Linked DNA regions of Homo sapiens: regions 1, 2 and 4 are each linked to region 3. The links are chromatin contacts, found by Hi-C or POLR2A ChIA-PET in ENCODE. All regions are on one chromosome and are shown on one strand. Each heading gives the region's core, a stretch centred on a gene start or an enhancer-like site at or near the end of the contact. The rest is flanking DNA. Distances are from core to core; before and after follow the strand shown.

Region 1 (5,723 bases), core at 2,021-4,520, 770 kb before region 3:
GAAACTGGTACAAGGAAGACTGAGCCCTGGAAGAAGAGAACAAAACTCACCCTTTTTCAGCAGCTCCTCACTCTCCAAGCCTGACCTTCACAGCACCACACAGAGCAAGTCAGGCAGCTCTGGCATCAACAGAGCTGTTCAGAGCACAGATCCGATGTGCCCAGCGCTGGGGCTCTATCCCTCCCTCCAGATGCTGTGCAGCCACACAAATAACATGGGGGTAAGACACTTCCTCAGGCCAGAAACACCTGAAGAAAGCCCCAAGCATGCTGGCAAACACACATGCAAGAGGGCACACAGAAGGTGCTGAGACCTTCACCTCTGCCACAGTTACGAGGTCACTGGTCCACGCTCAACAGGCAGCAGAGCCCAGAACAAAATCCAGGACAGAATGAGGCTGTCCCAGGCAGTTCCTAAGGGCATGGAGACACTCTATTTTACTGGAAAAGATGCTTGCTTGGTATAAGATTTTGTCCTGGCTCACAGCCCAAGAGTGGACCAGCGGAGCCAGGCCTGGTCCCCCCCACCCCCCTGCCACACACACTGTGCCACCTACCCCCTGGGCCAATCCACAGCAGACAAGCTGCAGAGCAGGAATCTCCGCAGCACAACTGCGCTTCCTCCACTCAGCCACCCTCTCCCTCCTCCTCCCTTCGCCATCCTCATCCCCACAAACAAGAGAAAAGGCCTCTGTTTAAGTCACTTGGAAAAGAACGAATCACAGCTCAGCAAGGGAAGAGTGGCTTGAAGTGGCCCTCACAGCAGACTGCCTGTGTGGCCAGATCCCTCCTCCACTGCCCTCACCCCAATCCTGCCCATTCAGACCAGCTGTGTGCATCTCTGTCAGAAACAGGCATAAATGCTTTCTGATCTCTGCGACTCCATGAAAACAGGAACAAGCTACATGCTCCACGCACACACTCTAAATGCAGGCCCCCCCCCTCCCCCGGCGCCTCTGGAGGCAGGCTCCCTTTAAGAACTACCCACCCCATGTGCAGGCTGCACTCCCTCTCAGGGTGCGCCTGGAGTGAACACTCAGACTAAGCTAAGCTAATCTGTTTTCTCAAGGAGGTGCAGGCTCAGCCTATGCTAGGAGATTAGACCCACAGGTAGACACATGAGTCCTGGGCAGAGAAAATCCCACTGCAGAGAGAGGAGAAAGCAGCCACCTGGCCTGGAGGAGCAGAGCTGAGATCCAGCTGTGGCCACCATGGACTGGGCTGGACCCAGGTCCCAGTTCTCATGCCTTCTGAGGCCAGCCAGCCTTCTTCCTCTCAGTAATGAGACACCTCCCCACCATGTCCCCACAATAAATTCCCTTTTCTGCTTAAGCCAGCCTGCACAGTAGGCTGCTTTTGCTTGCAATCAAGAGGATCTTTAACAAGGGGATATGTTTAAAAAAAAAAAAAAGAATAACAAAAAGAGGCTACTGGTATGTGAATCCTGGGGGCCACTTCTTAGGTAAGACAGGAAAAAACCATCTTGCAGCCAGATTTCAGGTCCAAAGCTCTAGATTTTGTATTCTGGCTATCTCTCCCTTTCATCAGTGACACAGTCTTCCATTTTTGATCTTGCAAAAATTTCCCGAGTGAACCAGTGTTCATTTTAAGAAGCTTTGGTTTCAGGCAATCTGACAATTAATTTAACGCAACAAGCTAATCAAAGTGAGAGGTGTAACAGCAAACTTACTTCTGTTCAAGTATCGGCTCTGGGATTTAAAAGAGTGAAAATCAGAAGTTAAAACTTGGAAACAATCCCTGATGATTTCAGCCAGCAAGAGAAAGACTACTTGGGTACATGCCCTGAAGGAGGGATGCTTTCTCAGACCATGCTTTTGAACACTTTCAGAGTCTCATTGAGCAGAGCCTTCTGGGGAGGGTTCACCTTGAAATGTAGGTAAATACACATGTGTGTTTGTACATGTATGCAAACACACTTGTGTTGTACTGCATATGTTCCATGCACACATGTGTATGCAAATGTGCATGGGCAGTGTGTGAACATGTATGTGCCTGCAAACACATATCGTAGGCTTGCATGTAAGTACACATTGCAGTGTGCACGTGTGCACAAATTAGTATGCACACGTGTAGGTACATGCATGCATGGTACGCACATGTACATGCAGGCATACTATGCACTGCATGTGTGCATGTGTGCTGTGTACATGTGTGCATGCACAGATACGCATGTGCCATATGCCCATGCCACATGCCCATATGTACATAAATGCAGACACATGCAGTGTGTACATATGTATGTACACACACACAAATATGCATGCACAGTATATATACGTACACACGCATGCAGACACACGCACACACATTCCTGCAAGTCAGGTATGAACAACAATTCTAATTACTTTATCAGCTTCTGCCTGGCAATGGTGGCTTGTACTTAAAGAGAAGAGCATACATTTTCCCCAGAACTCCCATGGTCTGTCAGTAACCCACCCAGAGGAAACTATATACTCCACGCCTCCCCAGTTTTCCACGGTCAGGCTGATGTCCAAACTCCTCTCAACTCATGCTCAATGTATTTGCATTCCCAGTCTCTTTTTACCAGAAAAGACCCTAGAAAAATCTATTGAAGACAAAAAAAAAAAAAACAGAAAAGCACAGCTGAGAGAGACCCTCAAGGCTTAGGCATAGAAAAAGTCTGAGGACCTAATAAAGAATATAACAGCGCACTCCAGCAGCAGTGAGTAGTTCTGCATTATCACTGTATGCAGCACACCATTCTAAGTGTTCTGGTTACATTAACTCACTTAATCCCCACACAAAGCTTTGATTATCCCCATTTAGTGTAAGTGGGGAAACTTAGTGCAAAGGTCAGACACCTCCAACATGACAGCACTAGGACCCAACCCCAAGCGGCCATGCTTGAGCCACCCCACGCCCTGTCCTCATGTGACAGTAGTGGGGCTCCCAGGCCGTCAGAGCTCACAACAGCTCCAGTGACTCAAATAAGAACAGCCCTGAACATTCTCTATTCAACCTCAGAGCAAGCACAGAGCAGAGACAGAGATCCTTTTGGTCCCCCTAAAATGTCCCTGACACACAGGAAAAACACAGGTGAGGAGGGGAGGGAATGAGTCACAAAAATTAAAAACCACCATAGTATATTTAAATGAGCTATTAGCCATACTGAGAGAATGAGCAGGAGCACTAAGTTTAAGGAAGGACACTTTCACCCCACAGCTGCTCCTAGGATGGCTCAGCCTCTGCACAGAGAACGGCTGCATCAGCCTGTGGGAGGCACACCTGCTCTGCCAGGACGCCGTGGCTCCCAGTGCTACCCCAGACGGGTGTACACCAGGTCTGTTTCACATCTCTGATCTGCGTGACAGGAAACAGAAACAGAACTTGAGAGACCTACGCGTCCCAGAAGAGGTCAAATGTTAGCAAATGCATAAAATGAGCTTGTTTGTCTTTCTGACTTGAGGCTCACTGACTGCCTCCCTAACAGTGTTCCTTCTTTTTTTTTTTTTTGGAGACGAAGTTTCGCTCTTGTTGCCCAGGCTGGAGGGCAATGGCGTGATCTCTCAACTCACTGCGACCTCCGCCTCCCAGGTTCAAGTGATTCTTCTGCCTCAGCCTCCAGAGTAGCTGGGATTACAGGCACCTGCCACCACGCCCAGCTAATTTTTGTATATTTAGTAGAGATGGGGTTTCACCATGTTGACCAGGCTGTTCTTGAACTTCTGACCTCAGGTGATCCACCTGCCTCGGCCTCCCGAAGTGCTGGGATTACATGCGTGAGCCACTGCGCCCAGCCAACAGTGTTCCTTCTTAAGTCTACTCCTACCCTGCAGCCATACATCTGGTGGTGGACAATGGTGCCTCTCCAGTCTTTCCAGGTCATTAGCCAGTCCCAGACAGACCTCTGTCCCCCAAGAACCTGTTCGTGTGACAGGGCTGCCTTTGTGGCACTAGTCCTGACGTCCCACATGAGTGGCCTACTCCTGTTAACCACCACACCATGTCCCTGCTACACCCCGAGGGAGCCTGCAGGGCCCCCAACCACCACTGCTGCAGCCGCCACCCCACCCCGCACCTCCCTGCACCCGCTCACCTGCAAAGGCAAGGACCACACTGGGCAGCTGCATCCCATCTACGGGGGTCCGCAGCCGCAGCTCCCAGGGAGACCCCCATCAGAGGGCAGAGCCTTCCAACGCCCAGGGGAGGCTACTGGTGGAGCGGGAATTCAACTCAGTGAGTTGCTGCCAGCAAAGTGTTTAATGAGATAGAGAAGAGTAGGATAGTCCATCTAGAAAACGTTTGCACTGTTCGCGAAACTTTGTTTCTAACATATATATCCTGCTCTACATCTCATCCTGTTATTCAGATGGTCTCCAACTTACCATGGCTCGACTTAACAATTCTGACTTCACGATGGTGCGAAAGCAATATGCCTTCAGTAGAAACTGTACTTCAAATCTGGAATTCTGCTCTTATCCTGGGCTAGCGATATGCGGTCGGATAGTCTCTGACAATGCCGGGCAATGTCAGTGATTCACAGCTCTCAGTCAGCCACACGGTCACGAAGTTAAACAACTGATACCCTACAGTGTGCGGTGCTGTCAGCATTGTTTGGATATGACTTGCCCAATTGCAGGCTAACGTTTAAGTGCTCTGAGCACAATGAAGGCAGGTGAGGCTAAGCTATGATGCTTGATAGCTTAGGTATATCAAATGCATTTTCGACTTCAGATGTTTCCAACTTACAGTGTCTTTACTGGGACATGATCCCATCATAAGCTGAGGAACATCTGTGCATAAATCTCATCCTTATATATCCCATCAGGGATGGATGCTCCTCGACTTACAATGCGCCACATCTTGGTAAAGCCACTGTAAGTTGAAAATACCATTATATCAGAAGTGCATTATGGACTTAGGATATTTTCAACTTATGATGGGTTTATCGGGACATAGCTTCATTGTTAATTGAGGAACGTACTGAACGTGTATCACTTTCACACCATCGTAAAGTTGAAAAAGTGTAAGCGAAACCATCCCCAGTCAGGGACTAAGTGTATCATCTTCAAAACATGAGGAAAACTTCCTAGGAGAACTTTATTATGAGCTTGCTTGTATGCCCAATTAGAAGTGCTCTTTCAGGACTGTGCTCTTTCAGGACTGTGCCTATTGCTTCACAGGCAAACCAGTTCCACGTGGCTCAGGGTGCAAGCTCCTGGCAGCAGAGCCTGCCTTCTCCTTCTGTGTTTACCGTGCCCAGCATCCCTTCTCATGCAAGCCAGTGAGCCCTATGAATGAGTCTGCCCAAGCCTGGGCAATACCTGTGACCCCTTTCACAGCATTTTATGATGCACGCAGGTAACATTCACCTGTCTGCACCCGCACAGAAATGGGGATCCAGATGTGCCCACAGCTGCAAAGCTGGCAGTGCAGGCAAGGTGGCCTAGGATTCTCAACTCACAGCATGGCCTCCCTGAAAGGCAGCCTCACCCACCAGCACCCCAAGTCTTAGCAGTCCCTTGACTCTAATTTTTAATGTCTTGAGTGTGATAAACATCGTCTAGGAAGATTTCTGTTTTAATTATTCACTTAAGCCACCCTCCAAAATTCCTGCTAAAGCACCAATATGTAAACCACTTTTAGTCACAGGAAATAGTTCTCCTTTCTTTAATCCATGGCTTAAACCAACCAACCAACCACACACACACACACACACACACACACACACACAAAGTCCAT
Region 2 (6,194 bases), core at 2,387-4,886, 550 kb after region 3:
AACTTTATCTGGCTCACCTGTCCATACCTTCTCTGTCTCTCACACATGTCTCCCTGCAGCCACACGCTCACACACAGCACTTTTAATTTGTGGATCTCCCTCTTCTTGGAGCTGTTCCTACAAAAGGTTATTATTTTACAAAATGAGCCTCTCACTCCACACTAAAACACTACCAGGTTAGTGAAAACTTTATCTACAGATACGGGTATGTATATCTGTGTAACCAAGAGTCTGTGTGTATTGGTGTACACATATATGCATGTCCATGTACACAGACTCACATGGATATATGTGGGTCTGCCTGCAGGTATGTGCACAGCCCCAGCTAGCTCACCTGTCAGCTCTGTGTGTTGGATCATGCAGTCTCAGCAGCCAGGCTCAGCTCCAAATGCCCATGACACAGGTTTATGATTGATTCATATTTATAACAAAAAGAGACCTTAAAAATTACCCTATAATTTTTACATTTTTATAATAAGATTACATCTTTAAAATGATATTTTACCAAATTCCCTTTCTGAATGGTTGGCAAGGTTGGTGTCCTTCCCTATCTTCAAAAAGAACAGAGGGGTTACAGAAAGCAGAGAGCTGGCAACGTAAGTATGGCCATGGGTGAGGATGAAGTAAGGGGCAGAGAGAGATGTGAGTTTGAAGAATGTTCATGGTTCAGACTACTGAGGGCTTTATAGTTTGGAGCAACAGGGTTTTTGTTCATTTATGAGTTTCCTGTGCCAAACCACAAATGGGGTAACTTAAAACAAGACAGGCCAGGCACAGTTGCTCACGCCTGTAATCCCAGCACTTTGGGAGGCCTGAGGTCAGGAGTTCGAGACCAGCCTGGCCAATATGATGAAACCCCGTCTCTACTAAAAATAGAAAAATTAGCTGGGCGTGGTGATGCACGTCTGTAATCCCAGCTGCTCAGGCGGTTGAAGCAGGAGAATCACTTGAACCCAGGAGGCGGAGGTTGCAATGAGCCGAGATCGTGCCAGTGCACTCCAGCCTGGGCGACAGAGCAAGACTCTGTCTCACAAAAAAATTTTTTAAAAAAAGAGAAATCAAGCACTAAATCAAGCACTTTAGTTCCTAAGAAAGTAAGTAGAGGGAGAAATAAGAATTTTTCCTTTCTAGACCTATTTTTTAAAAAATAGATAACAACTCATTTACAAATATAGGCCCACATGCAAAGATCGTCTCCTGTAGCTAGCATAGTAGTGCACACAGTTATGAATAAGTTCATAAGTTCATCAGTGAAAGTGCACGTGCATTGGAACACCCAAGGCATATTTCTTTCTTCTTTTTTTTTGAGACGGAGTCTCCCTCTGTCACCCAGGCTGGAGTGCAGTGGCACGATCTCTGTTCACTGCAACCTCTGCCTCCCGGGCTCAAGCAATTCCCCTGCCTCAGTCTCCCGAGTAGCTGGGATTACAGGCATGCACCGCCACACCCGGCTAATTTCTTTGTATTTTTTAGTAGAGATGGGGGTTTCTCCATATTGGCCAGGCTGGTCTCGAACTCCTGACCTTGTGATCCACCCGCCTCGGACTCCCAAAGTGCTGGGATTACAGGCGTGAGCCACTGCTCCCAGCCACCAAGGCATATTTTTATGCTTCAAGTCTGTTTTGTTAGTACACTTTTGTTACTTGTTAGCTTTGCTAGCTAGTACACTGGCTGACAAATAGGAAGAGCTCACATAAAAATTTTTAGAATGCATAATGGATAGCACTTGCCTTGGAATCAGTCAAAACTAAGGGGGGCCTCATAGAAACCAGTTTGCATTAGGGCATTTTTCTAGTGAAGAAGAGTATGGAGGATGGGGGGAAGAGGAATTTGCACCCCCTAACAACAGGTTGGGGGATGGGATGGGGAGGAACCCTGGCGCCTGTTCAGACACTGGTCCTCCAGCTCTGGGCCCTGGACTTAGATCTCAGCCCCACATGGAGAAGGGCTACAGGCAGGGAGAGAAGCCACCAAGTTTCACCAGATGTGGCTTTGGTGCCAGGAGACACAGAGTGAAGGCTCCTGCACAAAACAGAGCCTACCCTGGCACTCAGGGCCTGAGGCAGACAGTGCAGAGGAGGAGCCAGCCTGTTTGGGAGAACAGCAGCTTCACCCAGCGCACTGGCCAGTTGGCAGCCAGGACAGGGGAGGCAGCATTCCTAGGAGGCAGCATCATTCGGGAGGCAGGAGCAGAAGACGAGGACTAGATACAACCAAATTGCCATTCATATGACCCCTTTGGTACACAAAAGCCGATGAACCTGTAGAAACTCAGCTATCCTGTGCCTGTATGTGATGGAGATGCAATGCTATACGATTTTAGGTGCAAATGACCTGGCATTATCAGGCCCCAAGGTTACTGCTTGAGTCCCTTGAAGCTAGCAGTCTGGTATTGCACTCCCGTACTGTCTAGGGATCCCTGGACCTTTAGGGTATCTTGAGGGGTGGGGGTCCTGGCCTGTGGCACTGGCTGGAGGTCTTGGTGAGTCCAAGTCACCTGACTGCAGAAAAAACAGAGCTTGCAGAAGGCCGTTCCTCCATTCCTACCTTGCAAGTGGCTTTGGGATCTAGATTGCCTATTTCAGGGCCTATTTATAAGCAAATTTCTTAGATGGAATTTTTTATGCCTCAAAATTTCAAAGGATTTTTAGTCAATTAATATCTTCCACCACCCTACTAGATGGTTTCTGGTTGCAGTGGGAGAGAGACAGAATGACACAGCCTACAGTGGATTTCTTCAAAGATGCTCAGGAATTAGAGAATCTGTTTCCCCACCTCCGTTTCCTTTCTGGTCCTGTTTTCAGAGCTCCTTCCCACGCTATCAGACACATGCTGGCTTATCATTGCCTTTGACAACTAGCTCAGTACCCGGTAGATGACTGAAAAGAAGTGAAATCTGCTGTCGCTTTCGATATGTGTGATTGGGCTTCTGTCCCCAGGACCCCACTGAGACACTGAGAACCACCCAACCCTACTGACACTTTTCCACTGAGATCTCACTCCCATCCCCACCTCCACTGCTCTCTTAGTTCAGGTCTCAGTCACCTCTTAACCTGTATGTCTTCTGTAATCTCCAAAGTGATGATGTTCTTGACTCCAGTATGGGTCTCTCCAATCCATTCTGTCTTTTACTCCCAGGAAGGTATAACTAATTGCCAACCCTGACTGTAGCAAGCTGAATTACAGCCCCCAAATATATGCAGGTCCTAATCCCTGAAGCCTATAAATGTGAGCTTATATGGAAAAAGGGGTTTTGCAAATGAGTTAAGAATCTTGAGATGTGGAGATAAGCTTGAACCATGGCCCTAAATGCCATCACAAGTATCTTTATAAGAGGGAGGAAGGGGGAGATCACAGTGAAAGAAGGAGGCGATGTCACCACAGAGGGATAGTTTGAAGTGTTGTGGCCACAAGCCAACAACCACCAGAAGATGGAAAAGGCTACAAACAGATTCTTCCCTAGAGCCCCTAGAGGCTGTGCAGCCCTGCTCACACCTGGATTTAAGACTTTTGACTTTCAGAATTGTGAGAAAATAAATTTCTCTTGTTTTGAGTCACTCCATTTGTGGTTTGGCACAGGAAACTCACAAATGAGCAAAAATCCTGTTGCTCCAAACTACAAAGCCCTCAGTAGTCTGAACCATGAACATTCTTCAAACTCATGTCTCTCTCTGCCCCTTACTTCATCCTTCATCCTTGGCCATACTTACTCTACCAGCTCTGTGGGAGCTCCTAGTCCTTCCTCTCTCTGAAACTCTCCGATGGTTCACCTTGTGGACACCTGCACATAGCTCCTGTCTGGTCTTGAAAGTCATCACCTTTCTGAAGCCATGGAAGTCTGTTCCCACCTGTTCAATATGTTTGATTTTTAGTTCTCTGTGTAACCTACAATTTATTCCACTTGTCTATTTATGTTTTTATCTTCTACTAGACTGGAGGATCCTTACAGGCAGGGACTGAACCTGATTTACTTCTGATAACCCTATTCCTGGTATAGCAATTGTCATATAGTGGAAGGCTAGTAAATGTTTTAATGTTTAATGTTTAAATAAAATCACTTCTGTGCAACAATTTTATACAGATGTTCATTCCTCCTCCTTCTTCTTCAAAAATCCTCCTCTGACTCTAGCACACATTCCCCGTTTTGTCCACTGTGATTTTTGTGATTGTCTTTCCTCATTCTTCTTCCCTGGAATTTCATGTCATATCCACCTCAAATGGCATTGCCTATAGGTCAATTTTCAGTTTTCCTTCTCTTTTAGCTCTCCCATGTATGGTCTTTTTGAGTAATTTTGGTCATTCTTCTATGTCTTCGGCTTCTAAACATGGTTCCTTCCTCTCCTCTGAACTCTTTCCTACCTGCCCACTGGAAATCTCTGCACGGATGTCCCACAGACACTTTTAGCCTAACATGTCAAAAACAGTTTTCTCCTCTTCTTCCCTCCCTATTAATCTGGACAAGAAGGGCCCCTGGGCTAGAGTTCTGGAAGCCAAGGTAGGAAACAAGAAGAGTAGGATGAAGCAGAGCAGAAGCCGAAGGCCTTGGAGTCAAGAGCACCCAGTGCCAATGTCATGGGATTGTTCAGATTAAACTTTTCTTTGAAAGGCCTCGGCATAGATGCAGAAACCAGACAGGAGACCACAACCAAGACACCAAACCAGGCCACCAGGGAGGGCTGTGCAGGAAGGAAACAGTGCACAAAAATGTTCTGCAGAGACAAAGCCTCCAGGGTCTTCTTATGGGGCACTCTAAGATGTCAGTTGGGGTAACATCCACTGCTACAATTCCTTTTTCCTTTTACTCAGCTGTTCACATTAGAAACCTCAAAGTTATTCTTTCTCTTACCTCTCCTTTAACCCACCCTGCTTAGCAGATTCTAGGTTAAAGGGAGCTCCTATTTTCTGTCCTTGGCCTCTGCTGCCCCATTTCCATTGTCTCTTCCTGTCTCCTGCCTGGGGCACTCAAAGACCTCCAAAGGCCACCCCCTCACCCCCCTTTACAGCCTCTTCCCACATCAGTCACTTCCAACACAGCTGCCAAAATTCAAGTGCATTGAAATTGTTGGTGGTGTCCTGTTGCTTCTAGGATGAAATCTGAACTCCTGAGCAGGGCACTCAAAGTCCTTGACACACACCAACCCTCTCCTCTCTTCAACCTAGTCTGTTGCTGATTCCTGCTCTTACATTGAACCCCTGCCCAGCAACTTGCAAGCACTTTTATACCGTAGCGTATATCCACCTCCTTACCTTTCCCACCCGCACATTATTGCTCATCTCTCAGAACTCCACTCCCATGCCACTCCTTCCTTGTATCCCCGCTGAGGGCCTTCTGGTTCATCTCCATTTCTGAGTTCCTGTGTTTGCAGTCACCCCCAATCACTTATCACACTCTGCAGGGGTAGTGATTTCCACATCCATATGCCCCACTAAACAATGGGCTTCTTGACAACAGTGATAGTTTCTTATAAACTTTCAAACTCCTAGTAGTTGGTGTGGAACCTGGCACATTGCAAACACTTCAAAATACTTATTGTGAACACTTCAATAAATATTTGTCAAATGAATGAATATGATATAAGCAAAGATGACAACTAAGAACAGAAAGAAAGAGAGCATGTTATTTGTTAGACAGGCCTCAACGGCTCAATGCTTCCCCAAGAGCTCCAATTCACGAACTTTTCACTCTCAGGTAGAAAGGTTTTCATAGCTTTTACTGGCAGCTAAACAAGCGAGCAGGGAGCAAATTATTCCTGCAATTTGTCCAGGGCTGAACATCAGGGATAATGCCAAATAGACCAACAGAAGGTCAATGAAGAAAGCGAGTGTGGGTCTCAGATCATCAGAGCTGGAAGATTTTCAGCTCTCACCACCCTTAACTTACAGCTGAGCAGACAAAGTCCAGTGAGGCCCTGTGCCTTATCCTAGCAAGTGACAAGGCTGGGGGACAGAGGTGAGGACACAGCCACCAGAGAGGGGAATGGATGGAGATGGAGCCAAAAGGAAAACAAAGTGGATTTAAGTGAACCTGAATTGCTTGAGTATCTTTCCTCTCTTTGGTAGTTACAGATTCCTCATGCACACAAATATTAAATTGCGTGTTTGTGCTACTTTATAAAGAGCTTTTTTCAGCCAGGCATGGTAGCTCATGCCTGTAATCCCAGCACTTTGGGAGGCCGAGGCAGGCAGATCATGAG
Region 3 (6,055 bases), core at 810-3,309:
GGAAGGGGAGCTGTCATGTCACATGGAGAGAGAAAGGGAGTGAGAGAGAGAGAGGAGGACATGCCAGGCTCTTTTTGAACAACAAGCTCTCATGCAAACTAAAAGAGTGAGAACTCACTCGTTACTGAAGAATGGCACCAAGCCATGCATGAGGGATCTGCCCCCATGACCCACACACTTCCCACTAGGCCCCACCTCCAACATTGGGGATCAATTTCAACTTCAGATTTGGAGGAATTATCCCAACTATATCAGGAGGTCATCTTGAAACTTCCAGCCCTGCTGTCTCTCCATCAGAATCCAACTGCGGAGGAACTGCCCAGCTAACCCTCAGAATCATAAGAAATAATAAATCTTAGCTGTTTTAAACCACTGAGTTTTGGAGTGAATTATGCAGCAAAAGCTGAAACCGATGGTGTCCTGCATGTCCCATAGAACTACATATAACCATTTCCCCACCTTATTCAATCTTTATTAAGGCTACTTTGGTTGCAAACATCAGAAACCAACCCCAGCCAGCTTAAACAAAAGGAAAGTGCATTAGAATGTCCCTAATGTAAGTCAAGGAACAGAAAATAAAGTTGGGAAGGGGAGAAATCATGGCGTCCGCGGACTCATTAGCAGCAGGGTATCCTGGAGTTTCCGTCCAGAAAACTGCCATTAACACAATCCCGTGCTAATGATTGGACTAGTAACTTCAAGTTTTCAGAGCAGACGGTCTGACCCGCCCCATTTGGGCCAGTAGCCGCCTCTGAATCATTTAGCTATGATGAGGTGGGCGGTGGTGGTGGGAGGCAGGATGCGGACACGTAGAAAGTAGGTGAATTCGTGGGAATCCTGACGTGGAAGCCGTGAGCGCTACTCACGGCCTGGGCTTGCTTTTTAACTGCTATATATATATTTAGATTTTCCAAAAGTTTTTTCCTTTCAAATCTTTTTGCAGCTACTGTATCAAGGCTCTTTTTTTAAGAAAGGGAAAATAGTGCAGGACCACTTCTGAAACTGTAACAAATGGGGCAACGTTGTATTCTTCTGTACAATGTAACTGGATCTGTGAAGGTTTTTATTTTTTATTTTTTATTTTTTTTGAGACGGAGTCTTGCTCTGTCGCCCAGGCTGGAGTGCAGTGGCGCAATCTAGGCTCACTGCAAGCTCCGCCTCCCGGGTTCACGCCATTCTCCTGCCTCAGGCTCCCGAGTAGCTGGGACTACAGCCGTTCACCACCACGCCGGGCTAATTCTTTTTATTTTTATTTTTTTAGTAGAGATGGGGTTTCACTGTGTTAGCCAGGATGGTCTCGATCTCCTGACCTCGTGAGCCACCCGCCTCGGCCTCCCAAAATGCTGGGATTACAGGCGTGAGCCACAGCGCTCAGCCGGATCTGTGGAGGTTTTATGAGCAAAAAGGGAAAACAGTGCGGGGCCACTTTTGAAACTGTAACAAATGGGGCAACGTTGTATACTTCTGCACAAAGTAACTGGATCTGTGAAGGTTTTATGTGTAAAAAGGGAAAAGAGTGTGGGGCCACTTTTGAAACTGTAACAAATGGGACAACTTTGTATACTTCTGCACAACGTAAGTTAATCTGTCAAGCTTTTATGTGCAAACGAATCTCTGAGCGAGTGAAATGGTTTTGATCAAAATCTAAAAGAATTTGGGGAGTGTAGATATAAAAGGGAGTTAAAGCCAGAGTAACAGGTGTTGTGAACACAGAGAGGAAGAACCGGTAGGTTTCGAGTGAGGACAGAGAGTGTCGCCCCCGGCCGCAGCCTGGGGGGGCTGCATATCTGGAGGGATCATCTCTTGCCCCTAACTGACGACTCCTGCAGAGTGACGCGTGCCTGGGACAGCGTCTGCTGGGACCAGGGTGGACGGGCACCTCAAATAAGTGGGCCAGGGACCTGGGCCTGGGCCCCTCGGACTGGCAGGCACGCCCGCACCCCCGCGCCTCGCGCTCTCTACGGAAGCAGCCGCCCCCACGGAGCGGGCGGAGGCCCGGGGGCCGGGAGCGCGCGTGGAGGCTCCGGGACTGAGGCGGCGCCACCGCCTCCCGCCTGCAGCTGGAGCGCGGGCCGCCGCGGCGACATCTTGCTCAGGAGGAAAGCGCGCGGGAGAGCGAGCTGCGCTTTAGCTGCTGCGCCACGCGCGCCTCGGGCCTGGGCGCAGAGGATCGGCCGGGCGCGGCGGGAAGGAGGTAAGGCAGCCCCGCGGGACCGCACGCCTAGCTCAGGGGACGCCTCCGGAGACCCCAGGACCACCCGATCACGGGCCCCGCCGCTCCCCTCCCTCGCTCCTCCTCCCGCTCAGCCCCAGTCTCCTGCGGTCCCCTCGCCCCAGCCCGCAGCCTCCCTGCCTTCCGCCCACTGAGCAGCCCTCCTCGGCGGCGCGCCCCTCGACCCCAGCAGCCCCGGTCCCCGCCTCTGCTCTTGGTCCCGGCCGCCGGGTGAGGCCGCCCCCGCCCCGCCCCCTCCCCGCCCTCGCCGGGACCCGCCCCCTGCTCCCGTCCGGGCGGGGCTCCGGGTTTAAACGTCGCGGCGGGCAGGGCCGGCGGAGGGGCGGGGCGGCCTCTGTGTCGTGTACCGGGTCCCGTAGGCTGCGGGCAGCGAGGAGCGGCTGGCGCTCGAGGCGGCGGACGGCACCATGTCCCCGGGGAGCGGGGTGAAGAGCGAGTACATGAAGCGCTACCAGGAGCCGCGCTGGGAGGAGTACGGGCCGTGCTACCGCGAGCTGCTGCACTACCGCCTAGGCCGCCGGCTGCTGGAGCAGGCGCACGCGCCCTGGCTCTGGGACGACTGGGGCCCGGCCGGCTCCTCGGAGGACTCGGCGTCGTCAGAGTCGTCGGGCGCCGGGGGCCCCGCACCCCGGTGCGCCCCGCCCTCGCCCCCGCCGCCCGTAGAGCCGGCGACCCAGGAGGAGGCGGAACGGCGGGCGCGCGGGGCCCCGGAGGAGCAGGACGCGGAGGCCGGGGACGCGGAGGCCGAGGACGCGGAGGACGCGGCTCTGCCAGGTACCCGGCCCGGAGGGGAGCGCGAGGGGCCTGCACGCAGGGACGGTTTGCTCTAAGCTCTGAGCAGCTGATCTCTTATTTCTTGCGCCACTCGGGGCTGGCTCTTCCTTTTTTTTTTTTCGGTTGACAGAATCCGTCTCTCTTGACAAAATAGGGAAGGTGGCAGCCTTTGCCACCCTTTATTTCCTTAATTAGGTGGCTTTCGGTCGAGCCAGCGGTGAACTCAATTGAAGCGCCGCTGGCTGAGTCTGGGGTCTTTCCTCGCGGGCCTCTGCGGCTTGGCAAACCTCTGAATCCCATCTTATTTCTTGGCGAACCACTGAGTCCCATCTGCTTATTTCTAGGCGCCCATTTTTGATCAGAGGAGCCCCAGCTTTAATCAGATTCTCAAAGGTAACCCAAAAGGTTAAGAACCACAGAGCTAAGCTTTGTCTGATGAATGGGGCCATTGTTTTCCGTATTAACTCCCCGACCTCGCTACGCTGTCCCTAAAGAATATTTTGCATTTGTTTACGTGGAGTGTTGAATAACTTGGCTGTGAGAGCATCTTTATAAGTGCTAGGGCCTCTCCCCTTCCGTCCCTCCCCATCCTCCCTCGCCTGTCCAGATCCGAAAGCGCCGGTGGCGCTGCGCGTGTTTTCAAGGCATGGCCCCTTCACCTTCTTTCCTGCCCAGAGGCTTGCAGGGCTGGGGACCCAGTTGAACGCCTCAGTACAGCCTGGAGTAACCAATGGTTCCTTCCAGATCACTGGATTTTAAAAAGGCTCGAGTGAGGAAAACATGGAAAATGTATTGGGAGCCTGTTAGACATTCAGTCACTGATCTGGGAATATGTATGTTGTCATTTAATATTCAAAACAATCCCAAAAGAGACCATGTTGTAATCTTTTTTTTTTTTTTTTTTTGAGACGGAGTCTCGCTCTGTGGCCCAGGCTGGAGCGCAGTGGCGCGATCTCGGCTCACTGCAACCTCTGCCTCCCGGATTCACGTCATTCTCCTGCCTCAGCCTCCCGAGTAGCTGGGATTACAGGCACGCGCCACCACGCCCGGCTAATTTTTGTATTTTTAGTGGAGACGGGGTTTCACCATGTTGGTCAGGCTGGTCTCAAACTCCTCACCTCGTGATCCGCCCGCCTCGGCCTCCCAAAGTGTTGGGATTACAGGAGTGAGCCACCATGCCCGGCCCTAATCTCAGTTTTATAGATGAAAAAACGGAAGCTCAGGATCAGTGACTTTATTCATTTATGTGTTTATTTTTGTTTACCCGATTGCAAGCCAATCAGACTCTTCCTGGCTTCTCTGTGAGAGGCTGAGGAGGAGATGAAATTTCGGCTATGAGCCGGGTTGCTTTGCTCTTGGTTTTACCATCTTCAGCTATTTTCAGCTCATCATCGGAGGCAGGGCTGCCTCCTCCCATCATGATGTTACTTGTGAATCCCCACAAATCCTGATGCTTCAGTGATCACTGCTAGAAATGCAAATAACAGAAGGTGGAGGGGGTAGGGAACATGCCTTCCAGATTATTCCTGTGGGTACTGATCTGCTAGCTAAATTGAGATGTACTTTATCAGGCTAAATGGCTTTTCTCTCCCCGATCTTTTATTGTTTGTGATGGAGTTGTCAAATATTTGCATGCAATATAAATACAATTTTTAGGCAGCGTTGTGATATGGATGGTGCCTGTATTTACCAGCTCAGGTAAGCTCTGAGTTCATGATTATTTTGGTTTCCTTAAATATAGCGTCCTCTCAGTTATTTCTTCCCTGCTAACGTTTCTGGTTTAGGCATCAGGAAGAAGAAAGGATGTTTTCTGCTTTCAGGACTCAATCGCAGCATCTTTTGTTTTGCTCCTACCCGTAAGGCCCTCTTGACTCCTGTGTTGCTTGCACAAGATTAAATATCCTGGTTTTTAAGTGGATGGTTTTAAATACTAGTGCAATGAGCACTCTTTTGAGTTTCTATAAAATATAAAATTTTTTACTTTCCCTGAAGCCATAGATGCACATAGAATCACGTAGTTCTGTCTGACTTATTACAAAAGCACATCAGCCCTATGCCATACATAACACCCTGGTTTTTCCTTTGGTATTTATTTCTGTATCTCCAAGTAACATGGCTTTTATTGACATGTGATTGTTTTTTTTCAGTTTTTAACATTATCTATTGACTTTAATTCTTTTTTACTGCTCTCCTCACCCACACACACACGGCCCATCTCCACACCTGCACAATACAGTCCTCATAGAGTTTGTTGGATTCATAATTAGTATGTACCGTATTGTGCCCATGGAAAAAGTTACTCAAAGCTGACCCATACTATTTCCCATGATTCCCTTTTTTCTTTCACAATACAACCAACACATCAGGTTCACTATCACTCTTGTCATCTTAAGATGCCTCTCCCAGGGCCCCTGACCTACTTCTGTCTGGGCTGGCTGCTGCTCCTGTGGGCTGCTGCCTGGCTGGCATCTTGGGAGGGCCCTTGGCCATCCTCCTAGGACCTTTCTTGGCTTCTCTCTTGGGTTTGAGTCTCTGTCGTGTGCCTTTCATGTCATTTTCTTTCTTGGTTTACCCCTTCTTGGTGGAGCACATCTTCTAGTAGATTCCCAAGAAAGGATGGTTCAGAGGTTAGCTTTCTTTGAATGCCAAGAGATAGCTTTATTCTACCCTTACAATTTGGTGAGTGTGGCTGGGCATGGAATTCTAGGTTGGAACAGTTGTCCGTAGAAACTCTGGGGGCATTCCTCCTTATGTGTTATGACTGCTGATGTTACAGCCTGCCTCGTTATGATTCTTGATCTTGATCTTTTGTAGGTAATGTGTTGCCCTCAGGAAGCTTTCACGGTCTTCTCTTTGGCCTTTATGTTCTGACATTTTTCCTTGATCTAGATCTGTTTTCCTTTGCTTTGCTGGGCACTTGGCAGGTCTTTATAGACAAACTCATGTTTTTAATTCCCGGAAGTTTTCTGGAATTATTTTCTTATTTCTGTTTTTTTTTTTTTTCCCATTTCTTTTTTTTCTGAAGTCCTTAGTTGGATATTAGACTTT
Region 4 (5,884 bases), core at 328-2,827, 940 kb after region 3:
GGTCATGCTGATGGAGCCTCCCAGCCACATGGGCATCTTCCTGGACTTCGAAGCCGGGGAAGTGTCCTTCTACAGTGTAAGCGATGGGTCCCACCTGCACACCTACTCCCAGGCCACCTTCCCAGGCCCCCTGCAGCCTTTCTTCTGCCTGGGGGCTCCGAAGTCTGGTCAGATGGTCATCTCCACAGTGACCATGTGGGTGAAAGGATAGACACAGACCGGGGGACTCGGGCACTGCTCCTGGCTCTGCAGAAGGTGTGGGCCTTCTGCTTACTGCAGGCCACCTGCCAGGGTTCTCTGGCATCACGCTGGCAGCCATTAGACACACAGGGGGGTTTCTCAAATTCTAAATATAATTGTGATTAGAACTGTCAAACATTAAGAGGGTATACTGACAGATGCTTCCTAGAGGAAACTTTTGAAAGCCCCTGCGTTCTGAGTGGACCGATTTCTAAATCCATACCTACACACCAGGAACAGCGTGGTCACGTTTTTTTTAGCCATGCCCCCACCCCCACTTTGGAATGACAGGAATCTGTGGCTCCCAGCCCCCCCAGGGGTTTAGGTTACTCTGTCAAAGAAGTAGAAATATCCTATGGTGGGGAGGAGCGGGGGTGGTTGCTGTGTCAGGGATGGTCCCAGGCTGCCCATAGAAATGTCCTATGCATCCTATTGGGTCCTTCGATGGGGGAAAATGGGAAAGGCTGAACCCGTAAAAAGCCTCAGAGCTGCCCACCCCCATCCCGTTCGATCCCCAAAGTTGCACGAGCAGGGGCAAAATCCCAAAGAGATTAGGATTTATGTAGGGGCCTCTTTTCCACAGCGCCCTTACCTTTTCCAAGGAACCCCCCACCCACCCCTGCAGGGTCAAGCACTTTAACAGCCTGTGTCAGTCACTAGCAAGGCAGAATTCCAGAGTAAGCGTACTCCTACCTCGACAAAGCCGGAGTGTCTGCGCGAGGGGCTGCCTGGAACAGCATGCCCCTTTGGAGTGGTTCCCGCAGAAAGAATGTGGGCCTCCTGGAGAGCTGGTCCTGGAGGGATGCCCCCGTCCCATCCCCCAACTCCAATCATTCTGACCTTGGCCTGCCAAGGCTGTGAGGGCCGGGCCTTCCGAGGATACCCGCCCTGGGAAGCACGGGCTGAGGGGGTGAGGACGCACTAGGGGTATGGCGAAGGGCTCCAATGCCCCAGGCTGCGGACTCCCTTAGTCCTTGCAGTTGCTTCCGTGTGCCCCGCCCTGAGTCCCCATCCCTCCTTGCCCTGCCCCCTGCTCCATCCCTCCCCTGCGCCCCGCCCCCTGTCCCCATCCCTCCCCTGCGCCCCGCCCCCTGTCCCCATCCCTCCCCTGCGCCTGAGTCCTCCCCAGGGCAGGGGTAAAAGACCTGGCCACAAGAACCGGAGCGGTGGTGACGCCAGGTCAGCAAGTGAAAGCTCTCCAATTCCGTCCCGCCCGCGGGCCGCGTGACTGGCAGCGGCCAATCGGAGGCAAAAGCGGGTTGTTCCAAAAAAAAAAAAAAAAAAAAAAAAAAAAAAAAAAAAACACACAAAACCCACCCAGTCGCTTCCTGCTTCCGCCTCGGCTCCTCTTCCTGCCGGCATCCGGGATCCCTACGTCCCGCGTCCCCCGAGCGCTCGGAGCCTACGCGCCCAGCGCTACCGAAACCCAGAGTCCTGCGCCCTGGAGTCCCCGCGCCCCGGAGCCCGAGCACCCGGGAGTCCCGAGCCTCGCGCCCCGGAGTGCCCGAGCCTGCGCCGCCGCACCCGGATACCCCGCGTCCCCGCGAGCTGCCGAGGCCGCCCGCCGCCGCCCCGCGGACAGTACCGCCTTCCTCCCCTCTGTCCGCGCCATGGCCGCCCCCGACCTGTCCACCAACCTCCAGGAGGAGGCCACCTGCGCCATCTGCCTCGACTACTTCACGGATCCGGTGATGACCGACTGCGGCCACAACTTCTGCCGCGAGTGCATCCGGCGCTGCTGGGGCCAGCCCGAGGGCCCGTACGCGTGCCCCGAGTGCCGCGAGCTGTCCCCGCAGAGGAACCTGCGGCCCAACCGCCCGCTTGCTAAGATGGCCGAGATGGCGCGGCGCCTGCACCCGCCGTCGCCGGTCCCGCAGGGCGTGTGCCCCGCGCACCGCGAGCCACTGGCCGCCTTCTGTGGCGACGAGCTGCGCCTCCTGTGTGCGGCCTGCGAGCGCTCTGGGGAGCACTGGGCGCACCGCGTGCGGCCGCTGCAGGACGCGGCCGAAGACCTCAAGGTGCTCCTGGGCGGGGGTGGCGTGCAGGGGCGTCGGGGAGCCGGGGACTGGGGAGGCCTGGGCGGGTGGGAGGTTTGGGGGACTGCTCCGGGAGTAATCTGTCTCTGTCTAGGGCGGGGAGCTCAGGATGCAGCCTGCTGTGGGCCTGTGAGGGGGGTGTCGCGCAGGGTGGCTGTGGGGGCTCATGACACAGCCTGTTTCAACCAGGCCCCTTGAGGCTGGGACCATGGCCGCCAATGAGACCCTGCTCTCGGGGGTGAGGGGCGTACCTCTCATAGATAGAGGCTAAGAGAGGAAGGTGGAAGGTGGAAGGTGGTGGAGTGGGGGCAAGGAAAATGTGGCCATACCCTGGCCAGCAAGGAGCTGGAATCAGAGGAAAGTGGGAGAACCTCAGAGGTGGCCGATCCTAGATGGACTCCCTGCAGGGACTGTGTTAGCAGGTCAGTACTTAAGTCCTGGGAAAGCCCCAGACTGGGCAGGATGAGGGGGACACAGTCGTTTCCTCTCTAACCTCCCCTCCAGGGCTGCCCTGCATTTCTGGGTGGGGTACTGGGAGCCATCTCTGCCATCTGAGATGCCAGGGCTCAGCCTGCCTTTTCTCCCCTTGTCTTGCTGCTTAAAACCCAAATAAAACCCGAGCTGAAGGGCCTGGGGCACACGTTCCCTGGCCTGCGCTCCCTCCCGCTGTCCTCTTTCCTCGCTGACCTGCTGCAGGTGTGCTCCTGGGAGCCTACGTGTGGGGCAGATGGCAGCATCTTTGGAGCTTTCTTGATTGCACTTTGTGTGTTGCATCATGGTCACTTGTGTGTGCCAGATGAGCAGTTAAGGCAGTGTTAGAATCAGTACTGAGCTTGATCTGTCCCTATCACAGAGCAAACTTCTGGGATACTAGAATAAATCTGAATCTGTCCCCTTCTGCTTTGGATTTTAGCAGAAAGGTGGTTTAGAGCCATATCCGTGGGCTTGTTCAGACACAGATTCATTTGGGTTTTCTTTTCTTTGCCCATGCAGGAATGTCTACACCTGAAACATGTTAGCCCAGCAGAATTACCCTTGTGACACCAATTACCCCAATGGGTGCAGAGAGTGCCCAATAGCTCTATAGAGTTGACTCGATATAGTTTCATGGGATAGCACTTAACCCTTTCTTTTGCAGGTGAAGAAAAAAATTTCCCTCTACCCTGTTAGGTTCAGTGGCTCAGGGCTGCAAATTAAACTGGCACAAGACAAATTAACAGGAAAAAAAATCATACAATTTGATTAATATTTTAAGTTTCACATGCACAAGAACTTCATAGAAAAGCGTATTTCAGCAAAGGTTTGTGAATTGTGGAGAAGTGACTGGACACAGAAATGGGATTGGGCGTCTAGGACTGATAAATTGTGGGAAAGTGACTAGGAAATAGATGGGAAGAATTAACACAAGATAATGGTCATTGTAGTAAGGTCTGTTTAGGCAGAATCATCTCCCAGGATTAGAGTGCCCTCCTCTTCCTGGTAGAGAGAGGGTGCCTTTCTCATGGGGAATGAATACCCTACTTTTAGGCAGATAGGAGTACAGAGAGCTCTTCCTGCATCTGCTTTTACTCAGAATAATTCTTGTACCACAGCGGTATATTTGGGGATGACATCCTGTTCTTCACTGCCTTAGAGCCTAGGTTATGTTAACCACAGCAAACTGCTTTTACCTGCCCCCATGGGCCTAGAAAGCTCAGTCCCACCTATGGGGCTGTGTGTCCACTTGCCAGAGCTGGGGCCCATTAGCTCCATGACAGGTTCACTCCTTGCCTGGCCCTGACCTGGGGTCATGACAGCTGAACAAGCCCCAGGCTGGGTTGCCCCGAGGTGGTAAACAGGGAAGTCCCAGTAAGCTCCAGTTCCAGGAAGCAGCACCATGGGAGAGAGAAGATGGCCCCCAGATCTCTCTGGGTTGTGTGTCAGATGGCACTTGTGTGGGGAGGGGGTTTGCCACAGGAAGGAGGAGGCCAGGGAAGATCCCAGGCCTGCACCAAGCCCCAGCATCCCAGTTCTGACTACACGCAGGGTAAGAGGTTTCTGTTCTGATCTGGCCAGAGACACAAAGATGCAGGTACCTGAAATGCAAGATCTTTGCCATGCTGGGTATGTTGTGCTGCTTTACAGCCCATTCCATCTGATCAAATGCTGTTTGTAACCTTAGTGTTGAAAACTGAAAACGTTGGCCAGGTGTGGTGGCTCACGCCTGTAATCCCAGCAATTTGGGAGGCCGAGGTGGGCGGATCACCTGAGGTCAGGAGTTTGAGACCACCCTGGCCAACATGGTGAAATCCCATCTGTACAAAAAATACAAAAATTAGCTGGGTGTGGTGATGGGCACCTGTAATCCCAGCTACTCAGGGGGCTGAGGCAGAAGAATCACTTGAACACAGGAGGCAGAGGTTGCAGTGAGCCGAGATCGTGCCACTGCACTCCAGCTTGGGGGACAAAGCGAGACTCCGTCTCAAAAAAAGAAAACTGAAAATGTCCCGTAGGGACTGAGGCATTGAGGGAGAAGTGAGAGGCACTGGGCCAAGTGTTTGAGGTGGGGTTGGGGTCACAGGGGCCAGGCCTGAGTTTTCTGGAACAGGTCGGCAGCAGTGAGGAGAGAGGCCTGGGGACAGGGACCGCCATTTGGGGTTCTTGTAGCTCACGTGAGAGCTGAGCCTAGGCAGAGACAGTAAAGCAGTTGGACATGTCCTTGGTGCTCCAGCGGTCTTCCCGAATCGTGAGGCCAAGTGGTGAACTAAAGTGAGCACCTGGAGCCAGGCAGCTGGGCTGAAGTCCTGGCTCTGCTACCGGGGCAGACTTCTGGACCCTCCCAGCACCTCCATCCTTCCAGAGCGTGGATAGCGAGAGATGAGAGCCAAGACTTGGGGTGGCTGAGAAGCAAAGAGGTGTGGCCAGCACAGGGCCCGTTGCTGATAAGGGTGTCAGATGGGGTGGAAGTGAGCAGACCCTTCGAGAAGTGGGTTCAGGGCACCCCAAGCACACACAGTACAGTGAGCTTGTGTACAGGATTTTCACTGCTTCCTGGTATGCACAGCATGAGGAACCGTGGGAATGAGAATTAAGGACCAAGAAAGCAGAATGGAGGTGTACCCATCCTGGAGCTTATTACAGTGATAGCTGATGAAGCTGAAAATGCACAAGGTCCCGAGTGGCTTGGAGAAAAGATAGGGTGGGTAGCCAGGCATGTCTGTCCGTGCTGACTGTCCTACCAAAACACCATGGTTTGCACATGGCAGATGTATACAAGCTGGAGACTCACAGCTCTGGAGGCTGGAAGTCTAAGATCAAGCCCTGGCAGGTTTGGTGTCTGGTGAGGGTGCTTCCTGGTTCACAGACAACACCCTCTCACTGTGTTGTCATATGGTGAAAGGGGCGAGGGTTCCTTTATAACACTAATCCCATTGTGGCGGCACTGCCCTCCTGACCTAGTCACCTCCCAAAGCCCCCGCCTCCTAACATCATCACACTGGGTGTTGGGATTTCAACCTATGAATTTGTGGGGGCATAGGGCAGAATTTTTGGACCCCAGCATAGGCTTGGTCCAAGGCCCTTATGTGAGCCAGCAGGTGAGAAGGAAGAGGAGGAGGAGTAGACACTGG

What was found. A loop is a pair of places that touch in the nucleus more often than their neighbours do. ChIA-PET counts read pairs that join two places held with the same protein, here RNA polymerase II (POLR2A). Pooled maps may share reads with other maps.
Region 1: a loop to region 3 is called in a pooled map, with 5 times the contacts of the local background. The contact joins the enhancer-like site here to the promoter of CCSAP in region 3. A Hi-C loop is called at or near these places in 3 of 37 single-sample maps with no recorded cell type and 6 of 50 pooled maps.
Region 2: a loop to region 3 is called in a pooled map, with 7 times the contacts of the local background. The contact joins the enhancer-like site here to the promoter of CCSAP in region 3. A Hi-C loop is called at or near these places in 7 of 50 pooled maps.
Region 4: a loop to region 3 is called in a pooled map, with 11 times the contacts of the local background. The contact joins the promoter of TRIM11 here to the promoter of CCSAP in region 3. A Hi-C loop is called at or near these places in 1 of 37 single-sample maps with no recorded cell type and 8 of 50 pooled maps. POLR2A ChIA-PET finds 5 or more read pairs at or near these places in 2 of 52 experiments (Caco-2 and endothelial cell of umbilical vein).

What each region holds. Positions count from the first base shown.
Region 1 is chr1:230,107,603-230,113,325 of GRCh38, reverse strand. All of the region lies in intron 1 of GALNT2 (polypeptide N-acetylgalactosaminyltransferase 2), which reads right to left. Among named protein-coding and RNA genes, the nearest start is that of GALNT2, 43 kb to the right of the region's middle. RefSeq lists enhancers at 1-76, 975-1,641, 2,679-2,758, 2,769-2,828, 3,459-3,518. Within about 2 kb of position 3,270, at least 6 of the 41 ENCODE cell types and tissues checked have a DNase peak (open chromatin) inside an H3K27ac peak, as active enhancers do.
Region 2 is chr1:228,791,698-228,797,891 of GRCh38, reverse strand. No RefSeq gene overlaps it. Among named protein-coding and RNA genes, the nearest start is that of RHOU, 59 kb to the right of the region's middle. Within about 2 kb of position 3,636, at least 2 of the 41 ENCODE cell types and tissues checked have a DNase peak (open chromatin) inside an H3K27ac peak, as active enhancers do.
Region 3 is chr1:229,339,051-229,345,105 of GRCh38, reverse strand. It overlaps CCSAP (centriole, cilia and spindle associated protein), which reads left to right and starts at 2,059. Exons shown (of 4, transcript NM_145257.5): 1 at 2,059-2,194; 2 at 2,593-3,007. The coding sequence starts at 2,641. RefSeq lists silencers at 610-904, 1,751-2,610, 2,811-3,010.
Region 4 is chr1:228,402,528-228,408,411 of GRCh38, reverse strand. It overlaps TRIM11 (tripartite motif containing 11), which reads left to right and starts at 1,577. Exons shown (of 6, transcript NM_145214.3): 1 at 1,577-2,258. The coding sequence starts at 1,851. It overlaps TRIM17 (tripartite motif containing 17), which reads left to right. Exons shown (of 7, transcript NM_016102.4): 7 at 1-477. The coding sequence ends at 211. RefSeq lists enhancers at 15-674, 866-915 and silencers at 1,266-1,335, 1,476-1,565, 1,626-1,865.